2 separate regions of the Homo sapiens genome follow, and region 2 is linked to region 1. A link is an interaction called in ENCODE POLR2A ChIA-PET data of the cell type or tissue named here. Cell type or tissue: CD4-positive, alpha-beta T cell. All regions are shown on one strand. Links, peaks and the distances in the headings refer to the core of each region. The heading gives the core; the rest is flanking DNA. Region 1 overlaps ZNF597 (zinc finger protein 597). Region 2 holds the start of ZNF263 (zinc finger protein 263).

Region 1 (10,764 bases), core at 1,291-9,290:
GAATGCAGTCTTATCAATTCCCAGAGACAGATGATTTAGGAGCTTAGAAGCTGGTCCCTTGGGTGGAAGCTGTAAAAGTTGGGGTACACTGTCCAGGAAGAAGCTAGAAGCCTAGTTTTTTTTTGTTTTGTTGTTTTATTTTTGAGACAGAGTCTCACTCTGTCACCCAGGCAGAAGTAGAGTGGCACAATCTCAGCTCACTGCCACCTCTGCCTCCTGAGTTCAAGCCATTCTCCTGCCTCAGCCTCCGGAGTAGCTGGGATTACAGGTGCACCTCCCTGACAACCCCCAACCATGCCCAGGTAACTTTTTGTATTTTTTAACAGAGAGAGGGTTTCACCATGTTGACCAGGCTGGTCTTGAACTCCTGACCTCCACTGATCCACCTGCCTTGGCCACCCAAAGTGCTGGGATTACAGGGGTGAGCCACCGTGCCTGGCCCCTAGTTTTATCTCTGAATGGAGTAGTGGCAGAGGGGAGAACGACAGTGAAGTTCCCACATGCCTGTTCATGCTCCTGGAGGTCTATTGTTTACCAGCCCTATCAGCTACTCGATGTAGGCTACTTAGAAGCCCAGCGTTCAGGCAGCAGTTGGGAAAAATGTGTAGATAAATCCCTTTTAGGGAGACTGTGGAACTGCTTTTTTAAATTCTTTTGTTTCTTTTCTTTTTTTTTAGAGACAGGGTCTCACTCTGCCACCTAGGCTGTAACGCAGTGGCTCCATCATAGCTCAGTGCAACCCTGAATCTTGGGCTCAAGCGATCATCCTGCCTCAGCATCCTGAGTAGCTAGGACTATAGGCATATGTCACCACACCTGGCTAATTAAAAAAAATTTTTTTTTGTTTTGGTAGAGGCAGGGTGTTTGTATGTTCCCCAGGCTGTTTTCAAACTCCTGGCCTCAAGTGATCCTCTGCCTCAGCATCTCAAAGCACTGGGATTACAGGCATGAGCCATGGTGCCCAGCAGATGGTGCATTTCTGCCTGCTTGCTCTGCACTGACCCTGGGGGACAGCCGCTGAAAGTGCTCACATACCTGTTTAAAATGTCCTCTTATGGCTGGGCATGGTGGCTCACACCTGTAATCCCAGCACTTTGGGAGGCTGAGGCGGGTGGATCACAAGATCAGGAGATCGAGACCATCCTAACACTGTGAAACCCCATCTCTACTAAAAATACAAAAAATTAGCCAGGCATGGTGGCAAGTGCCTGTAGTCCCAGCTACTCGAGAGGCTGAGGCAGGAGAATCGCTTGAACCCAGGAGGCAGAGGTTGCAGTGAGTTGAGATTGCGCCACTGCACTCCAACCTGGGCAACAGAGAGAGACTCTGTCTCAAAAAAAACAAACAAACAAAAAAAAAAAACCCCACAAAATTAGCTGGGCATGGTGGTGTGCGCCTGTAATCCCGCCTACTCTATAGCCTAAGGCAGGAGAATCGCTTGAGCCCAGGAGGCGGAAGTTGCAGTAAGCCAATATTGTGCCATTGCACTACAACCTGGGTGAAAAAAGCAAAACTCTGTCTCTAAATAAATAAATAAATAAATAAATAAATAAAATGTCCTTTTTTCTCAGGGGACTCACAAATACTAAACCCTGCCATTCCCGGGATAAGAAGATTTAGGAGCCAAACTCTCACGTGGAAACTGTTTAAGTTTGGGAGCGATATGTCTGGCCTCAACCCTTCATTCTTCAAAAATCTGGTATTTCGGGATTCCTTCCCAATTGTAAGATACTGTGCCCAGGTTTTTGGTTTACATTGTGTCTCAATTTGTTGGTATCCATTTTGATGTGGATATATTATCAGTTGCCAGTGTGTGGGAGTCTCAACTAGTTTCTATATTTCTCTCAGAGAGAACTGATCCATGTGTAGATACTTATTCAGTGCATCCATGGAAGGAAAGAAAGTCAGGAGTCTCCCATTCTGTATCTTGTTGATGCCCAATCAGTGAAATGAAACTTTTTTTTTGGGCAGGGAGGGAGTTCTCATTCTGTCACCCAGGGTGAGTACGGTGGAACAATCACAGCTCACTACAGCCTCCACCCAGGCTCAAGTGATCCTATCACCTTAGCCTCCTGAGTAGCTGGGACTACAGGCATGTGCCACTACGCCCGGCTTTTTTTTTTTTTTTTTCAGACAGAGTCTCCCTTTGTCCCCCAGGCTGGAGTGCAGTGGCGCGATCTTGGCTCACTGCAACCTCCACCTCCTGGGTTCAAGCAATTCTCCTGTGTCAGCCTCCCAAGTAGCTGGGACTACAGGTGCGTGCCACCATGACCAGCTATTTTTGTTTTGTATTTTTAGTAGAGATGGGGTTTCACCATGTTGGCCAGGATGGTCTCAATCTCTTGACCCCGTGATCTGCCTGCCTTGGTCTCCCAAAGGGCTGGGATTACAGGCGTGAGCCACTGTGCCCGGCCTAATTTTTAAATTTTTGGTAGAGATGGGTCTTATTATGTTGCCCAGGCTGGTCTGGAACTTCTGGCCTCAAGTAATCCTCCTGCCTTGACCTCCCAAAGTGCTGGGATTACAGGTGTGAGCCACTGCACCGGCCATCTTTGCTAAATTATTACCTTCAAGCCTATAAGGTATCATTATATATTTATCCTGGAAGCTTTCTTAGTTTTTTTCTAAACTCCTTACAGCTTCTTTGGGTACACTGTTACACCTCTTGCCTACTAGTAAGTGACAGCACCAGTATCTATTCTCCTTTCTTTTTTTTTTTTTTTTTGACAAAGTCTCACTCTGTTGCCCAGGCTGGAGTGCAGTGGCACAATCTCGGCTCACTGCAACTTCCGCCTCCTGGGTTCAAGCGATTCTCCTGCCTCAGCCTCCCAACTAGCTGCGACTACAGATGCGCACCACCATGCCCGGCTAATTTTTGTATTTTTTTTAGTAGAGATGGGGTTTCACCATATTGGCCAGGCTGGTCTCGAACTCCTGACCTCGTAATCTGCCCACCTCGGCCTCCCAAAGTGCTGGGATCACAGGCATGAGCCACTGCACCCGGCCCTCTGTCAGTCTTTAAGCTGAAACCAATGGTATAAAAGTGACAGAGCCGTAGTAGTTTCAATCAGTGCATAATTTTAAGCATCTACCATGTTCCTGGTCTCTCCTCCCATGGAGACAATGAAATTTTATTAGTTACATAATTAATATTCAATTACAAGCATATTGCTATAAGGAGGGTAAAACAAAGAATGTAGGAATTGAAAGGGATGTTCCAAGTAAAAGGAAAAGTATGTGCACAATTCTCAAAGAGCTTGGTATGTTTGATGAATTGAGAGAAAGTGTAGCTGGAGAGGGGTAAGAGAAAAAGAACAGCTGGAGTTGACACTGGCAGGGAAGTAATGACTAGGAAGGTCATGTTGAAAATTTAAATGTCCCTAAGGACAATGGGAAGCCAATGGAAGGTGTCAAATTGGATGATGAAATCATCATAATCATCTGGTACCTGGCCCTCTAGTTCTGTGCAGCAAAGACTGGAAAGATGAACATCTAGTGTTGTCTTCCCGCAATAATGCTGGAATTTTCTGCTGAGTTTCAGGGAGCAAACATTTTTTAATACTTCTTTTATTAAATGGCAGTGTGTTAGCTGTGTTGACAGAGAACAAGTGTGATATGAAAGTCATCAGCGGGCTCTTTCAGGTAACCCAGGTGAGTACTGTTGGATAGGATGGGGACAGGGGAGACAGAAACATTCAGGTTTTGGTGATACTTTTGAGGTAGAATCCATGAGACTTGATGATTGAGTGGATGTGATGTCTTAGTCTGTTCTGGCTTCTATAAAAAGTTACCATAAGCCAGGTAGTTTATAAACAACAGAAATTTTTTTCTCATAGTTCTAGAGGCTAGGAAACCCAGATCAAGGTGCTGGCAGATTCATTGTCTGGTGAGGGCCATTTCCACAATGGCACCTTCTTGCTGGGTCCTCACAGGCTCGAGTACAGTGGGCCAATCATAGTTCACTGTAACCTCAACTTCCTGGGCTCAAGCAATCCTCCTGCCTCAGCCTCCCAAGTAGCTAGGACTACAAGCACCAGCCACCACACCGGGCTAAATAAATTTTTTGAAAAGATGGCGTGTCGCTATGTTTCCCAGGCCGGTCTTGAACTCCTGGCTTTAAGCAATTCTCACACCTTGGCCTCCCAAAGCACTGGGATTACAGACGTAAGCCACCACACCCGGCCTGCAGTCTCTTTTATAAGGACACTAATCCCAATCATGAGGGGTCTGCCAAAGTCCCCACCTCCTAATAACATCAGTTTAAGTGTTAGAATTCCAACACATGAATTTTTAGGGTACACAAATATTCAAGCCATAGCAAGAGGAAAGAGGGAGTGTTTGTTGATAGCATGAGCAATTGTATGGATGTGGCCCCACATACTGGAGGCAAACAGATCAGGGGCTAAAAGCATGAGTTAAGGGCATGTGTTTTGATGCCTGAGAGACATCTAAAAGACGACTCCTGTAGGCACCTGAATGTAGGAATCTGGAGTACATAGAAAAGAAATTGGAGCTAGACCTAAAATGAGGTCTTTGTAGCCATGGAAGTGGCTAAGCTCACCTGGGGAGATACCATTTACCAAAGGTAAGCCGAGGGTACATTCCAGCTAAGTAGAAGCATGTTAGAATTTGGCTGCAGAGAATGCCAAAAGCCTAAGAGATTGGTACTGGTTCTAAAGAAAAGACACTCTACCCAGCACAAGTGAGATGTACAAAGTGCCCATTTCAACAAGCCAGAGACACACGTGGTAGTCAGGCCCACAGCTCTGCATTGCCTAAGTGAGATTAGAGCTGGGACGGTGGCCCGGAGCTGCTTCTCCAGTCCTAACGCCTAGAATCATGGGATGGAGATTCGTGTTAGTGCCCGACAGTCACACCCATGATACCCTCCTGCTGATGCGGAGGAAGAGACCTGAGGAGTTCCTCCGCAAACACTCTTACCCGTACTGCTAGATTTACACGGAGATCACCTAGCGATATGCAGTGGATATGGCCAGGCACATGGCCAAACCCCACCACTGGATCTCCACCGTTCACCACAGTCCACTTGCCCCAGGAATGCGCAGGCGCTACCGGAAGCGGGCACCGGAAGTGGCTCGGCTCGTGGCTTCCGGTTCCTCACCAGTGTGCCGCTGTAGCGCAAGTCATCTCGTTGACACTTCCGCTGACCCGTGCAGTTGGTGGCCAAGCTGGAGACCCAGGATCTCCCTGAGGCCGCGCGAGGTCTTCTGGGAGTCCTACTCACCACATCCGCTACTCGGAATCCAAGCTTTAAGTGGCAACCCGTGCCAGGCAGTAGCTGCTCCGTGAAGACAGAGGTCCTTGCCCCTGTACTTCTGTGTACAGCAAAGACGAAAGGAAATTGAGGTCTAGCGCTAGCTTCCCAGAATGACCCAGAATTTTCTGCTGAGTTCCAGGGAGCAAGCGATTTTACTTCCCTTATTAAGTAGCACGAAGTCCTTCACTCTCTGTCTCTAAACCAGAATCCTAACAGTCTTCAAAATTAACCTGATTGCCACCTAAAACCACGTATTTTTTTTAAAAAGTTCACTTCATTGCCATCATCATAAAATAGCATTTAATAGAAGCCAAATTGCACATTAGACGTAATCAATAACTTCAGAGCTTGCAAACTAGAGTGAAGACTGATGAGAATACGTCAAAAAGAGTAAGACCCAAAACATTGAATAAACAGTATAAGTGTATACAATAAATAGAATTCTGAGGTATCCAAAGGAACTGGAGATTACAGCACATTCTTACGTTTACACAGAAGAATATTTATATTGTATTCCCCCCCTACAGACTTAATGCAAAGAGGACTGTCAATTTTAAAAGACAAAACACCTGTACTACTTAGATGGGCCTTGGAAAGATGGGTAATGGTTATCTTTGAATCAGATCAATAGCTCTTCTAAATTACAAAACTAAACCAGATGAATACATACACTTCTAATGTAATGAACATCATTTTGTTAAACAGATGGTCAAAGCAAATACACTTTCCTACTAAAATCCCACAGGGATAACAAGTTTAATGAACATTCAAAATAGACTATTCATATAAACTATAACCTGCTATGTCTCCCTTTGTACACATAGGCAGTAAATTGCAGATTACTTTGATCAAACTCTGCAGTTTCAGATTGTATGACATCTTATGCTGCAGTCACTAGAACATTGCCACTTAATTATATGGAAACTCAGGAGGCAAAGACTCAAAATGGCATTTGCTGTGAAATGTCATTTGAGTTTTAACTCCCTGAATTATTGGGTTAGTCATTTTCTATGTTAAATGAGGAGGTGTCAATAGACTACCACCTGTAGCAACAAAGCTCTAAATAAAACTATTCTGAGTCGACCTCATTCAAAACAACTACATTCCACAATTTCTTAAATTATAAAATGTAAACTGCTGACATCTGAATTCCATTGGAAAAATGCTGTTTTCATCAATGACGACTGTTTAAAAGACTGTTTAACTATTCCAGCAATCATGTTAAGGAACTGTTGGATATACATTTTCATCACTGCATCAACGACAAAAACGGAGAAATTTGTCTGAGTCAATTTATTCAGCACAAAGTTTTCACTCTCATAGTGTGTTGATTTCCATGCTGCAAAATGCAGTTAACCAATCATTCATAGCAATAAACTCTTGCATTTAGTTTTTCATTCCCATATTAACTTTTATCCAGTATTTGTGAATAGCACCTAACATGGAAGGCTAGTATCTGAGTTAATGACAATTTTATGGAATTTATCTCCATCAGTTGACACTGTAAACAGAAGGGTGAAATGCCATCATCATAAAAAGCCTGAAGCTCACCAGCAGATATATCTTTTCCTTCAATTCCCTGGGGGTAAAGCAGCTTGAATTACATCTAGCAAATGTATTTAAGTACAACTGCACAATAAGCACAACTGAAAATATGCCTCTTTCACAGTAACTGACACTTCCGGGGTTTTCATTTTTTTCTGCATACTAATCATTAACAGTATTATACCAAAAAGCCATTTTAGTTCTACCCACACGTATGTTAATGTTTCTGAAAAGGGCTATTTTTTCTAATCTTTTAGGAAGTTTGTCGTAATCTTCCAAAATCTGGAGAAAACTGCAAAAAAAAAAATTAGAGGTTAATTGTGAAGGAAGACTCGTGTGGAAAGGCAAACTTCCATATTAAGGTGCAGAACAGGATGTATGGCACAAATTCTCACTTTCTGCTATATTTTCTAGGAGCCAAAACAAAAATGACAGCATACATCTTTTATATCACCCCCATTCTGTCCAAGTGCCTTCTAAGATATTCCCCTCTACTTCTTTCTGCAGCAACTCTGCTAATCCAGACCTTTCCCAATTTCATCCCCCATCCTGTGACTCATTAGATCTTTGACTGAACTCTTAGGGCCCCTGATATGTGCTGATGAGGCTCCTGCCAGTTTCTCCCACTGAGGGCAGAAGCAGGAGAGCAAGGAGGTGGTGTTCTTGTTATTTAACAAAGGTCATGGTATCTCAGAGTTGCCTAATAAGTAATCTAACTGGAGACTATCTTTCTACACATTTCAAAGCACCTCAGAGAAACCTGGAAGCTGGTGTCCTGTCTCCTAAGAGTGGAGACATCAGAAACAAACAGCCAAAGTCTGACCTTGACATACAGAGCAGCACATTGTCTCAACTGTGGATCTGCAAACAAGAAACAAGACAAGAATGACAAAGAGAGAGAAACTCTCTCTGGGTTAGGGATGTTTTTGTTAGTTTCAGTTTTTCTCTCACCTGAACAGTATCTTCCTGCCTCTACTCAGTAATAAGAGCTTAGCTGAGTAGCCAGCATTTTTTGTATATTTAGTCCTCAATCTGCTGTTCTGTAGGACCACCTTCTGCTACCTTCCATATAATTAGTCCTCAAGAGTCCTTTATCTTTTCTCCCAGCAAAAATTCCCAGCAACAATTCAATTTTAGCAAATATTGTACTTTTATACTGTCTATTTAAATAGAATGAGAGCATTCTTCCATCCTAATCAAAACCCATGTAAATATTGTTTTGCTGATAGGCATACAATCGACTTTAATGAGAAATTGTATATGAATCTATATTTACAACATTCTGTGGTTCTTTAACATTAATAACCATACCATTTAATAATATTTTGCTCCAGTATTTATCTATAATAGCAATATCTAAAGATCTATATATTATCAAGTATTTTGGTTAAAATCTAACAATTTTCTATATGCATTTTCTTTGGAGATGGAGAGGAAATGTTATGGGTGTTTTTTAAAAAACCAAAACCCAGTTAAGACCTTCAGTATTGTACTCTGCCAAGTGTGAAATCTCTCATCTGATTAGAGGGACAAGAATTCAAACCTGAAGTCCTGGAGAGTCTTCTGCTGCTTTGTAACTGTATATGTTAGTCAGGCTTTGGGTACAGCACAAAGGGAATGAAGGGGTTCCAGGATGCAAGCACACAGAATCGCCTCCATGAGGACCACCCTCACCTATCTCAGCTCCCCTTTCCCTGGCTGCCTGCAGTGCTACTACGTGGTGCAAATGCCAACAAATGCCGCAGTCTTGCAGACTGCATGGCCTTTGGAGTCAGAGAAACCCAAGCTTAATGTCAGTTTCACCACAATGTGATTTGTGTGCTGGGCAAAGAACTGACTTTACCCTCTGAGGACTTCAGTTTCCTCGTTTATGAAACAAAGATTTTTTTTCTCTGTCACAGATTCTGAAGATTAAATTACATAATATATCTAAAGTAGCTAGCATGCTCACTGAGAAACAATTACAATTATTCATAGTAAGACAGGTAATGTGCTTCAGTAGCAATTTGGAGGCAAATCTTAGAAAAGAGCAAGTACTTCTCCCCCTCCCCAAGTCAAGTCCAGCCTCCAGAAAAGGGCTGCAGTTAGACTTCCAAAACTCCTTGCAAACAATTGGGTCCTAAATGCCAGTATGTGCCCCTGGCATCAGAACCATGACAGAGAACTCCGGATACTAATGGCCATCAAAATATAAACTAGTCTACCCATTTGGGAACTTTTACAGGGCAGAAAAAAACTTCTGAACGCCTGTGGGAATTCACATGTAGAACAGCAATCTTATACAAGTATTACATTCAAATAGTTATAGCAAAAAAAAGTATAAAACATATAAAAGCATTTACTTTCCTAGATATGTCTGCAGAACTGGCAAAATATAAATAAATTCTCCTCCTTCTAAAAGTCAGAAACTACGTAAACAAAATTAAAATAACTTTAGCAAGAGCCTTCATTTTAATGAAAATTGAATTTAAACAAAAGTTGTGTATCTTCTTCTGGCTCACAGTTGTACAGTAACTGAGTTCAAATCCTGGGTTCATTCACTAGTTTAGTGACACGGATTTTGCATCCCTACTTATAAAATGGAAATGATACTGCCTAAATCACGGTTGTGCTGAGAATTAAGTATTACATGGGAATGTGTGTAAAGTGCTTAGCACATTGCCTGGGACATATACAGTAACTGCTTCCCACCATACAGATACTGAAAAGCCCAATCACTAATAACAATTTGTTATATTTACTTTACGTGGTGTTTTTTATGTGAGTTCGCTTATGAGTAATGAGATGCAAATTCGACTTGAAAGTTTTCCCACACACGGTACATTTAAAAGGTTCCGCTAGCATGTGGCTCTTCTGGTGGCATGCAAGTTCTGAGTCCAAAGCAAAACTTTCCTCGCATGTTTTGCACTTATGGGGCCTTTCCTCTGTATGAATGTTCTGATGGGAAATAAGCTCAGAGAAACAAGGAAAGGTCATGTCACAGTCAGGACACTGTAAGGGCTTGAATTTTGAGAATGAGAAGAAATTGTCCCCATCATCGCTGCAGCGTTCAGAGTCCTCGTCGTGGCTCTTCTCGGAAAGGGCAGGATATAAGGACTGCCTGAAGCTCTTCATGCACTTAGTGTGCTGGTACTGGGGGCCTGATACGAATGTTTCCTCAGGCAAAGCAAGATTTGGTTTCTCATTAAAATGTTTATCACAGTTAGTAGATTCGTAGGTGTTTTCAGCACTGTGGCTTTTCTGATGCTGTGCCAATCCTGGGAGCCACATAAAACCTCTACCACATATGCTACATGTATAGGGCTTCTCCTTTACGTGGCTATTCATGTGTCGGGATAGATGAGAGTGCTGGCGAAAGCTGGCACTGCACTTGGCACACTTATAAGGTTTCTCACCAGTATGGATTCTCCTGTGTGTCCTCAGGTTGGCTCTATGATTGAAGATCTTTCCACAGTCACCACATTTATGTTTTTTCTCTCCTGAATGAATTTTCTGATGCAAAACTAGGTATGAATGATCGCTGAAGTTTTGGTCACACTCAGGACATTTGTACACATTTTTGGCTCCTTCCCAGGGAGAATCAAGAATTTCAGAAAGTGTGTTGGTTCCTAAATATTCAGAGAGTTCTACTAATGGGGTGTGGTTTTCAATGGTAACTAAAAGGCTGATGACCCTTCTCTTGTAAGTGGGAGTTCCACTTAATATTTTCGCTTCAGGGTTTCCAACTCCATCCTCAGAGGATTTTTCTGGGTAAGGGACAAGGGGTGCAGCAATGGGGTACTTTTCTAAGGCAAGCTCGTCAAGTTCCATAGACTCTAGGCTTAACTGCTGATTAATCTCAGGCTTGCCTTCCTCTCCTGTTGATAAAAACAAAAGAAAGCAAAACATAGACAATATCTTCAAGGGATACTGGGGAAAAAGTAAGCTAAGGTAGTTACAAA
Region 2 (10,764 bases), core at 1,521-9,520, 150 kb before region 1:
TGAATTAATTCTGCTAGTCAATGCACTGATTTAGTTTTACCTCATTTTTTGAATATTTTGATAATAAAATTATCTAAGAACCAAAATATCAAGTTAATCTTCCTAAAATTCTGACTATATTAAAACTGAGAACTATTCTCTTATTGAATCCAAGAGAAGAGAGAGGTAAATGTGGTAGTTAAACTATGTCCTGGATTAATTTCAGTTAAGAGACTTTCAAATAAGAATTAGTATCTGAACTGGTTTGGTTGGCAACCAGCAAAAACAATCTTTACATGTTTGTTTTAGCTGAAGCCTAGAAGTAGATTGTCTTGATATTAACCAAAACAAATATCTAAGAGTGTTTCCATCAATCCAGACAATTAGTAAAATGGTCTCCAGTGTGGTCTCCCCTGTGTCCTGCCATGCCTCCCCTCACTGACAAAAGTTTGGGTTGCACCCTCTTTCCAAGTTCTTTCCTCTCCCTCCTCATCTTGACAGTTTACTGGTCTGAAAAAAAAAATAGGTTGGTAAATAGTGATCTAATATGCAAATAGAGGAATATGTCTAAATATTAACATTATCAAACAATATTAGTAAGACAGTTTGGTTAATGTTAGTCCAAAGGAAAATTTAAACTCCAGAACATTTAATCAAAATATAAGTGGCGTAAAATGTCTCATTTTATCTTTTCATGAGGAAAGGTAATATATTCCATATTAATAAAAATAAAATGCATTTCAAATGAAATGCCATTTAAATTTGCTATTTTGTTTATGATTGGATTTCAAAGCTAGGAGTAGGATCAAAGAGCATGTGGTACAGGTAAAAGAAAACCCTAAATCCAGCGCTTTGGGAGGCCGAGGCGGGTGGATCACCTGAGGTCAGGAGTTCAAGACCAGCCTGGCCGACATGGCAAAACTCCATCTCTACTAAAAATACAAAAATTAGCCAGGCATGGTGGCGTGTGCCTGTAATCCCAGCTACCCGGGAGGCTGAGGCAGGAGAATCGCTGGAACTTGGGCAGAGGCTGCAGTGAGCCTTGACTGCGCCACTGTACTCCAGCCTGGGCGACAGAGCAAGGCTCTGTCTCAGAAAAAAAGAAAACCCTAAGTCATAGATCAAAGGAATGCTGTAGTCAAGTAAACGAGGGGAGAGACCAAAGCTGGGGGGAGTGGCAAGTAGCAAAGGCTTAGAGTGGCAGAAGCTCCCGGAGGCTGAATGTACCCTAAGATGAAAGACAGGAAAAGCATCGATTTAAAATGACGGCTATGTTGCCCAGGCTGGTCTCAAAACTCCTGGGCTGAAGCAATCCTCCTGCCTCAGCATCCCTAATAGGTGGGGCTACAGTTGCATGTCACCACAACCAGTTAATTTTTAAAATTTTTTTTCTGTAGAGACGAGGTCTTGCCATGTTGCCCAGGCTGGTCTCAAAATCCTGGCCTCAAGTGATTCTTCCACCTCAGCCTCCCAAAGTGCTGGGATTACAGGCGTGAGCCACAGTACGTGGCCTAGTCTTGAAAGTCTTAACACTGTAGATTTCACCAAATGTCACTTTGAAAACCAGGCACAGATAACTGGCCCCTTGAGTACAAAGGAATCTGTAAGAGCTAGTTAGGGAATGAAAGAAGTCCCAGAGACAGAGTCTAGTACCCATGAGACCTAAAACCAGGAGTGGTAAGGGTTCTTTGTCGAAGATTCAAATTTATTTTTCTCTGCAACAGTCACGAAGTCACCTGCAGCTGAGGATGAGAAAACACAGTTAAGTCCTCACTTAACATCACTAATACGGTAAGTCCTCACTTAACATCATTGATAGGGTCTTGGAAACTGGGACTTAAAGGGAAAAGACATATAATGAAACTAATTTATTTTTGTCATCAACCTTATAACAAAATGTGCTTTCACTTAAGATAACAGTTTCCAACCTATCTAGGACATTGAGGACTTACAGTGTTAAGAAAGTAGAATCTGTACTGGTTTCAAAGGCGCTTACTTCTCTTCACTACTTACTTTTCACCAAAGCCCTAAAGTAGCAGTTCTTAGTCTTTTTGGCGGTTTTTAGAACTTGATGAAAGCTATGAACCCACTTACTAGAACATACAGATACACACACACACACACACACACACACACACACACACACACACACACATCCAATTTTGCATACAGTATCAAAAGGTTTACAAAAATCTCCAAACCCATCCATGGATCCTCTGGAACTGCATTGGCCAGTATGGTAATACTTGGCAAGACTAACTCCATTTTAAGTGCCCATTGGCTACCATCACAGAAAGTTCTATTGGATAGCACTGCTCCAGACATGGAGGCAGCTTAAGAACCCTGGCCCTGGCCGGGTGCAGTGGCTCACGCCTGTAATCCCAGCACTTTGGGAGGCCAAGGTGGGCGGATCACCTGAGGTCAGGAGTTCAAGAGCAGCCTGGCCAACATGGCAAAACTCTGTCTCTACTAAAAATACAAAAATTAGCCGGGTGTGGTGCGTGGTGCCTATAATCCCAGCTACTCGGGAGGCTGAGGCATGAGAATCGCTTGAACCTGGGAGGCGGAGGTTGCAGTGAGCTGAGATCCCACCACTGCACTCCAGCCGGGGCGATAGAGCGAGACTCCATCTCGAAAAAACAACAAAAAACCCCTACAAATCTGCTGGCCTGTTAACACCACTCCTAGTCTAATACCAGCTAGTCTGTTTTCCACATACTGGCAGATCACAAAGAATTGGAGGAGGACTACTACCACCACTGATTTTGAATAACCCTGAAAGTTCATCTTTTTTTAAAAAATTAAATTATTATTGCTATTTTTTGAGATGCAGTCTTGCTGTCGCCCAGGCTGGAGTGCAGTGGCACAATCTCAGTTCACTGCAACCTCTGCCTCCCAGGTTCAAGTGATTCTCCTGCCTTAGCCTCCCCAGTAGCTGGAAATACGGGCGTGCGCCACCATGCCCGGCTAATTTTTTTGTATTTTTAGTAGAGACGAGGTTTCACCGTGTTAACCAGGAGATGATCTCGATCTCCTGACCTCGTGATCCGCCTATCTTGGCTTCCCAAAGTGCTGGGATTACAGGCGTGAGCCAGCGCACCTAGCCTAAATTCATCTACTTTTAAGTACCTATAAATAGCATAAAATCAAAAGGACCTTAGATAGAAAATGATTAATCCCTCATTCTCCCTATCTCAAGGTATGTGTAGTTCTGCAAACATTCCCATGCCACAGATTCTGCAATAATAATCTGAGTGGCTTTTCTTTTTTGAGATAAGGCACACATTCAGGAACTTGCTGTGCATGCGTAACAGCTACTATTTATCGGATTCATACTATGTGCCAGGTACTGTTCTAAGCATCCTGTGTAGCTCCGCTCATTTCATCCTAACCCAGTGATATGAGGTGAGGTGCGTATAGTAGTCCCTCAAAACAAATGAGGAAACTGAAGTTTGGGGTTTAGTGAGATTACATAAGTTGCCTGAGATTACATAGTAAATGTCAGAGAAAAGTGGTTTTGAGGCTAGAGTCTTCTGCAATTGGTTATGAGTCTAGAATCTATGTCTCTTGAAATAGGAATGTCCAATGATCGTGCCATTGCACTTCAGCCTGGGCGACAGAGCAAGACCCTATCTCAAAAACAAAAGAACAGGAATGCCTAAAACCACCAGAATGGTCCTAGGGAGCAAACAAGGCTTTCCAAACTGGACCTTGAGTGCTATGGGGTCGCTGGCTCTGCATCTGCCACGACAGCCTGTGGATCTGTCATCTTCCCTGGAATAAAATTTTTAAAAAAGGCCAGGCGTGGTGGCTCACGCCTGTAATCCCAGCACAGTGGGAGGCTAAGGCGGGCAGATCACTCGAGGTGAGGAATTTGAGACCAGCCTGGCCAACATGGTGAAACCCCGTCTCTACTAAAAATACAAAAATTAGCCGGGCGTGGTGGTGGGCGCTTGTAATCCCGGCTACTCAGGAGGCTGAGGCAGGAGAATCGCTTGAACCCGGGAGGGGGAGGTTTCAGTGAGCCGAGACTGCGCCATTGCACTCCAGCCTGGGCAACAAGAGCGAAACTCCGTCTCGGAAAAAAAAAAAAAAGAAAAAAACTAAAATATCAGTACTCTTTTCACTTAGTCATCACAAACCCCTTTAATCCCATATTACCCTCTACTATCATGGTAGCCTCACCTTTGACGACAGACTAGCTGTGTGACCCAAGTAAATGACTTCAGTGCCACCACCTGTAGGAAGGGGCTGCTAATAGCATCTGCTTCATACTAACGTGTTTTCAGGATCGATCTGCATATAAACGCTCAATACACGGTAACTGATTGTCACATTCTATCCCAGGACGCTTCCATTTGCGGATCTCATGGCCCGGAGGACCTGGGCCGCCTCACAACTGGGCAGCCCCGCTCACCGACACAAAGCCCACAACCGCGCCCAATAGGGAATCGGCCCTGCGGCCCTCCTGCCACTCGCCCCCAACTATCACAGTCCACGGCGGAGCTGGAGGCAGATCCCGCCCTTGCAGGGCTGGGTAAGAGACTGAAACTTGGAGAATGAACTGCAGGCGCTGCACATCTCGGGCAGATTTAAAATTCGGTCTAAAATCGGAAGCAGGTGCCGCGAACCCAGACCCGAGCGCTCCTCTGGGACGTCCAGCCGCAGAAGCGAGCCCAAAGCCCAGCAGGGTTCTCCGCGGGACTCGGGGTTTCAGAACCGCCGGGCTCTTGGGCGCTCGCCCAGGGCGCACGCGCAGTCGCGAGGCCGCGCCGCGGACTGCATCTCCCAGCAGGCCCCGCGCAGCAGGCCACGCGGCGCCACTGACTGGGCGGGCGGCTAGCTCCCTGGCCTCCCCGACATGCCGAGGAGCCCCTGGCTTCCGGAGCCGACGAGGCCGCAGGGGCCAATGGGACCATCTTCAGCCAGCCCAGAGTAGCCGAAGCGGGTGGGGCCTGGCTTGGGAAAGGATTCATCCGGGGAAGCTGATTAACAATTCAGATTTCCGGGTCTCACCCCGACACTGACGCACTGGAGAGCGCGTGGCCCTGGGATCTGCGTTTTCCCAAGCGCTCCGGAGTAATTCTAACCCAGGTTGCCCGCCAGTCACAACGACCTCAGGCTTGTTTTCTTCGCTTGGATCCAGCTGCCCTGCCCCCAGTCACTCCCAGAATTTCAGGGCGCGCCCCGTGGCCCCGCCTCTCGTCTCCAATTGGTCCCTCGCTCATCCAGTCCCCGTAGGCCAATCTTCCCTTCTCATTGGTAGGCGGTGAGTGTGTGGAGAAACCTGACCTAATGGGCGCTGGAGTTCGCAAAACGTGACCCGGAAATTGGTCACGAGCAGGCGCCGTGGGCTTGTGGACGCCTAACTTGCGCGCTGAGATTTCCGGCGTGGGAGCAGAGGTCTGAGTCTTGCGTGGGTCCTCTATATAGGGTGAGAAGCGTGGCGCTCGGTTCCTGCCTCGGGGAAGTCCTGGCGCAGATGGGCCACGGGGCCGGCGTGGCGGCGCCTGGGACCGACTGAGGCCTAGGCGCCGGAGCCGGCCGCGCCTGGGCTGGAGCGGGGCTCCTCGGCCTGGACTGGGAGCCCCCGGCCCCGGGCTCCTGCTGGCGCCGTCCAACCTTACATGGGTTCAGGGCGCCTTCGTAGGCGGGCACGGCTGGTTTCGGGCTAAGGCGCTCTGGAGACCTGACGATGGCGTCGGGCCCGGGCTCCCAGGAACGGGAAGGGCTCCTGATAGTGAAGCTGGAGGAGGACTGCGCCTGGAGCCAGGAGCTGCCCCCACCTGACCCAGGACCGAGCCCCGAGGCCTCCCACTTGCGCTTCAGACGGTTCCGCTTCCAAGAGGCAGCTGGTCCCCGGGAAGCCCTCAGCCGGCTCCAAGAGCTTTGCCATGGGTGGCTTCGGCCTGAGATGCGCACGAAGGAGCAGATCTTGGAGCTGCTGGTGTTAGAGCAGTTCCTGACCATCCTGCCCCAGGAGATCCAGAGCAGGGTGCAGGAGCTGCATCCGGAGAGCGGCGAAGAAGCGGTGACCCTTGTGGAGGATATGCAGAGAGAGCTTGGGAGACTGAGACAACAGGTGAGAGAGAGAGAGAGCTGTTTTATCTGTGGTTTGTTTAGCCCTGAGCACTGGGACATTGCGCCCCCGGTCGAATTCAAGTAAATTGCCCTGAGTAGACCTTACGTGGGGAAGAGGACTTGTGATTTAACCTGGAACACTCATCCTCCAGATTTTCCCCCAAATGAACGAAAGCAGTGAAGAGTGCCCTGTTTCCACGCGGAGGCGGTGTCCCTGCAACAGTTAGTGTTAGCCATGGAGTTAGATCGCCAGCGTTCAAATCCTCAATCTGCTAGTACTAGCTTTGTTACTTTGGCAAGTTACTTGATCTCTTTCGGCCTGTTTTCCTATTCGTAAAATGAGGATATTAACATACTTTCTAGGGCTTAGAGGGAGAGCAGCATGTAAAGTTGTGAACACTACTAGCTTATGAGTGCTTAGTACTTGTTACCTGTTGTTATGTTAGGGTCCACGGTCTGGTCTTCTCTGCAAAGCTGGGCCTCCGTTAATTGTGAACTTTGAAAGATAATTTGGCACCGAGGCCCTGAGGTCATTGGTCCCCAGGGCTACCCCAATTTAGCCTATCCTATAGTGAGGAATAGAAGCACCTAGAAAAGGTGGGGAGAGCAAAAGGGAGTGAGGTGTATCTTAAGAGCTGTGTGGGGAAGGTGTGCTCTGGGAGTGGGCCCTTTCCCTAACCCCTCCCCCTGCACATGGGATCAAAAAAGCCTTTAGTGTAAACCATTTTTCTGTTACCTGGGCCCAAAGGGATCGCCTGAGGTTCTCTGTTGAAGGTTTGCTCTCAGTATCCTATACTAATTTCCCTTCCTCTTGGGCCCTGTTGTGATGATGAGTGATGTGGGTTGGTTCCCAGGTCACAAACCATGGGCGGGGAACAGAAGTGCTTTTGGAGGAGCCTTTGCCTCTGGAAACAGCACGAGAGTCACCGAGCTTCAAGCTGGAGCCAATGGAGACTGAGCGAAGCCCTGGCCCCAGGCTGCAGGAGCTGCTAGGCCCCAGCCCCCAAAGGGACCCCCAGGCTGTAAAGGAGAGGGGTGAGGCACAGTTATCTGGGCAGGTGGGAGGGAGGAGGGGCTTGGGGGTTGCCCCCGACACTAGCTGGATGTAGCAATGATGCGAAGGAGAAGGAATTTCTGAAGATCAGGTTCTCACCTGTGGAATGAAAGACCTGCAGTTGGTGGTGTGGGTTCTCCTGGGGCTGGGGGAAGGGAAGGGAGTCTCAGTAGAGCCCTTTTTTATGCAGAACAGAGGCGATTTAGAACCACTTGAATGACGCAGGGTTTGGAGTGCTACTCTTGGTACTCCTTCCCTCTCACCCTGTCATTTTGGATATCAGCTGATTAGGCCTCTGTGCAGTTTAGCGTCATTCCCAAAAGCAGAGGCTGGGTGTTGGGGAATGGATACTGTGTTTTAATAATCCTTGGGTTGCCAAGAGTTAGGAATGCCATTCTCATTATAATTTCTGTCACCTTCAGCATTATCTGCTCCCTGGCTTTCTCTTTTTCCTCCTGAAGGGAACATGGAAGACAAGGAGATGACTGGGCCCCAGGTGATGTGGAAGTTTCCATTGTCTCCCCCCAGCACCCTTCCTCCCCTGAGTGTTGGGGGTGGGGGTTCTCCATGTGGAAGGTCCTTTGTCCCTTACCACAGCGTCTCCCCCACTGCTTTGTCTATTTCACACCTCACTTGGAGGCCTGATACCCTTCTTCCCCCCTGACATGTGCTTGGCATCCCTGGATTTTGCCCCTTTAACCCATGACTCTGCTTGAATTGTTCTTGGTGCATCAGGGGCTAAAGGAGATCTTGTGCTGTTTCAGTTGCCTGAGAGCTTAGAGGACGTGGCAATGTACATCTCCCAGGAGGAGTGGGGGCATCAGGATCCTAGTAAGAGGGCCCTCTCCAGGGACACGGTGCAGGAGAGTTATGAGAATGTGGACTCACTGGGTAAGGACTTCTTTTCCAGGGATGATGACTGCGCCATTTCTGACCAGGGTCCTGCCCGTTATTCATTCACCTCCTGGACACAGACTCTGAGTTTTGCCAAGAAGCCTCCACAGGAGACTTCCCTTTGTCTAAAGTCCCCTGTACGAGAGTCATGTATCTGCCAAGTGGTACAGTTGGCACAGGCAGCCCGGGACTGGAGTCCCAGCTGCCAGAGCCTAAGGCGAGTCTGAGCCATGTGCACTTCCTAGGGCAGAGCAAACCCAATGCGGTGACAACCTGCCAGCATCACACACATGCAGTATTCCAGGATGCTGGGGGGCTCTAAATGGTTGATTCCTTGCAATTTTCAGATGCTTATTCTTATGAGCTCGCCAGTGTTTCCTGTGTTCCGTTAGTGTTTCTAGGCTCGTCCCCAAAGACAAAAATTTCAGGGGTAGTAGGATCAACATTCCAGCCTATCATCTCTCACAGCCCATAAAAATTCAGAAAGTGGGGAGGGTCTTGTGGAAATTTGGAAACAATGTATAGCTCCAAAGTAGGCCATATCATAAATTAAGATTTACCTATGTCTTGTACTGTACTCAGAGTTTTAAAATTATGCCTACGGAATATGACAGACTGACATATAGTTGGATTTAGGTGGAGGATATGCTTGTATTTATTGTACAATTCCCTCAACTTTTCTGTATGTATGAGAATTCTTTTAATAAAAAGTTGGGGAAGTCTTAACATAAAACAAGACTGTGTGTACATTATGATTATACCTATGTTGAAACACACCAGTAGAAAGACTCACTGGTGTGGTGGTGGTAGTCCCAGTTACTCAGGAGGCTGAGGGGAGAATCACCTGAGCCCAGTAGGTCAAGGCTGCAGTGAGCTATGATGATGCCACTGCACCTCAACCAGGTGACAGAGTGAGACTCTGTTTCAAAACAAACAAGACACACCGCACATTGTTTCCATATATCAGGTTTGCCTAAAAAGTATCACAACTGTACATTTGTTGACACTAATTCTGCAAACGCAATCTTGCTCACTGCAACCTCTGCCTCCCGGGTTCAAGTGATTCTCCTGCCTCAGCCTCCAGAGTAGCTGGGATTACAGGCATGCGCCACCACACCCGGCTAATTTTTTGTATTTTTAGTAGAGACAGGATTTCTCCATGTAGGTCAGGCTCATCTTGAATTCCCGACCTCAGGTGATCCACCCGCCTCCCAAAGTGCTGGAATTACAGGTGTGAGCCACCACACCCGGCCTTTTTTTTTTTTTTTTTTTTTTTTGAAGTGAGTCTCACTCTGTTGCCCAGGCTGCTCTGGAACTTCTGGGCTCAAGCAGTCTTCCTGCCTTAGTCAGGAAGTGTGCCACTGTACCAGTTTCCATATTACTTTTCACTGCTGTGATGTCCAAAGTTGAACATGGCCCTTTTAGTGAGAGATGCTAAATAGGAAAAGATCAGATTACAGCTTGTTGGAATTAAACTTCTGTTGGAGTCCATGTTTGCTGGAGGTGGAGGTTTTTGTTTTTCTTTTTGGCACAGCATAGAAATGGCACTTGTGGGTTTTAATCTCATGGTCCTCTTAGAGCCCTGGGTCCTTTTCTGATTGTCTATTATGTTATATTTTCTTTCCCTGGAGTTGTCCGGTCAAATTTAGTTCTATTTTGTATTTATATGTAGAGACAAGGCCCTTTTATGATATTAAATGGATTATTCAAGGAACTGACCATGTTCATTTTATAGTTATTTCAATTACAGTAGTGTACATTCTCATTGCAAAAAAAAACATTCCAAGTACCATGAATATTTAAAAAAAAAAAAAATTGGCCGGGCGCAGTGGCTCACACCTGTAATCCCAGCACTTTGGGAGGCCGAGGCAGGCAGATCACTTGAAGTCAGGAGTTCGAGACCAGCCTGGCCAACATGGTGAAACTCCATCTCTACTAAAAATACAAAAATTAGCCGGGTGTGGTGGTGCACGCCTGTAATCCCAGCTACTTGGGAGGCTGAGGCAGGAGAATCGCTTGAACCTAGGAGGCAGAGGTTGCAGTGAGCGGAGATCGTGCCACTGCACTCCAGCCTGGGCGACAGAGTGAGACTCTGTCTCAAAAAAAAAAAAAAAGTCTCCCTCCCCTAATTTCTTTCTCTAGAGGTATCCACTGGGAACAGTTTGTGTATATTCCAAGTAACTGCTGTCAGATTTATGGAGCATTCTGTATTTATCCACTGAGGGCAGGGAACAAGACTGTTTCCCTACCCTGGTAGAGGAAAGTGGCAGTACAGAAATCTGTTTCTTTCATTGTGAACAGAGTCTCACATTCCCAGTCAGGAGGTCCCAGGCACCCAGGTGGGACAAGGAGGAAAGCTATGGGATCCCAGTGTCCAGAGCTGCAAGGAGGGCCTGAGCCCCAGAGGCCCAGCTCCAGGTAAGGAATGAAGACAAGTGGCCTGCGCAGCAAGCAGCAAGGCTCTTGCAGTTAAGAGTGAGGCATTTTTTGGTTTTGTTTTGTTTTGTTTTGAGATGGAGTGGCACTCTTGTTGCCCAGGCTGGAGTGCAACAGTGCGATCTCGGCTCACTGCAAGCTCCGCCTCCCAGGTTCAAGCGGTTCTCCTGCCTCAGCCTCCCGAGTAGCTGGGATTACAGGCATGCGCCACCACGCCCAGCTAATTTTTTGTATTTTTAGTAGAGTCGGGGTTTCTCCATATTGGTCAGGCTGGTCTCCCTGACCTCAGGTGATCCACCCACCTCGGCCTCCCAAAGTGC

Evidence for each region. ChIA-PET counts read pairs that join two places held together with the same protein. Peaks named below come from ENCODE experiments on the same cell type or tissue, not always from the same donor. Only the 100,000 strongest peaks of a DNase experiment are listed, where the experiment ranks them.
Region 2: POLR2A ChIA-PET joins it to region 1 with 10 read pairs; 17 of 35 experiments call an interaction of 5 or more read pairs at or near these places.

What each region holds. Positions count from the first base shown.
Region 1 is chr16:3,426,859-3,437,622 of GRCh38, forward strand. ZNF597 (zinc finger protein 597) reads right to left here. Exons shown (of 4, transcript NM_152457.3): 4 at 5,556-10,680. The coding sequence ends at 9,566. Among named protein-coding and RNA genes, the nearest start is that of ZNF597, 11 kb to the right of the region's middle. RefSeq lists enhancers at 4,593-5,094, 4,861-5,030 and a silencer at 5,291-5,340. In CD4-positive, alpha-beta T cell, for the core only: no CTCF peak of the experiment used is centred there; a DNase peak (open chromatin) is centred at 5,143; H3K4me3 peaks cover 608 bases.
Region 2 is chr16:3,278,145-3,288,908 of GRCh38, forward strand. It overlaps ZNF263 (zinc finger protein 263), which reads left to right and starts at 5,347. Exons shown (of 6, transcript NM_005741.5): 1 at 5,347-6,061; 2 at 6,915-7,095; 3 at 7,537-7,610; 4 at 7,879-8,005; 5 at 10,310-10,426. The coding sequence starts at 5,675. RefSeq lists enhancers at 4,320-4,825, 4,936-5,125, 5,836-6,339 and a silencer at 5,496-5,655. In CD4-positive, alpha-beta T cell, for the core only: no CTCF peak of the experiment used is centred there; DNase peaks (open chromatin) are centred at 4,767 and 5,287; H3K4me3 peaks cover 2,706 bases; H3K27ac peaks cover 1,712 bases.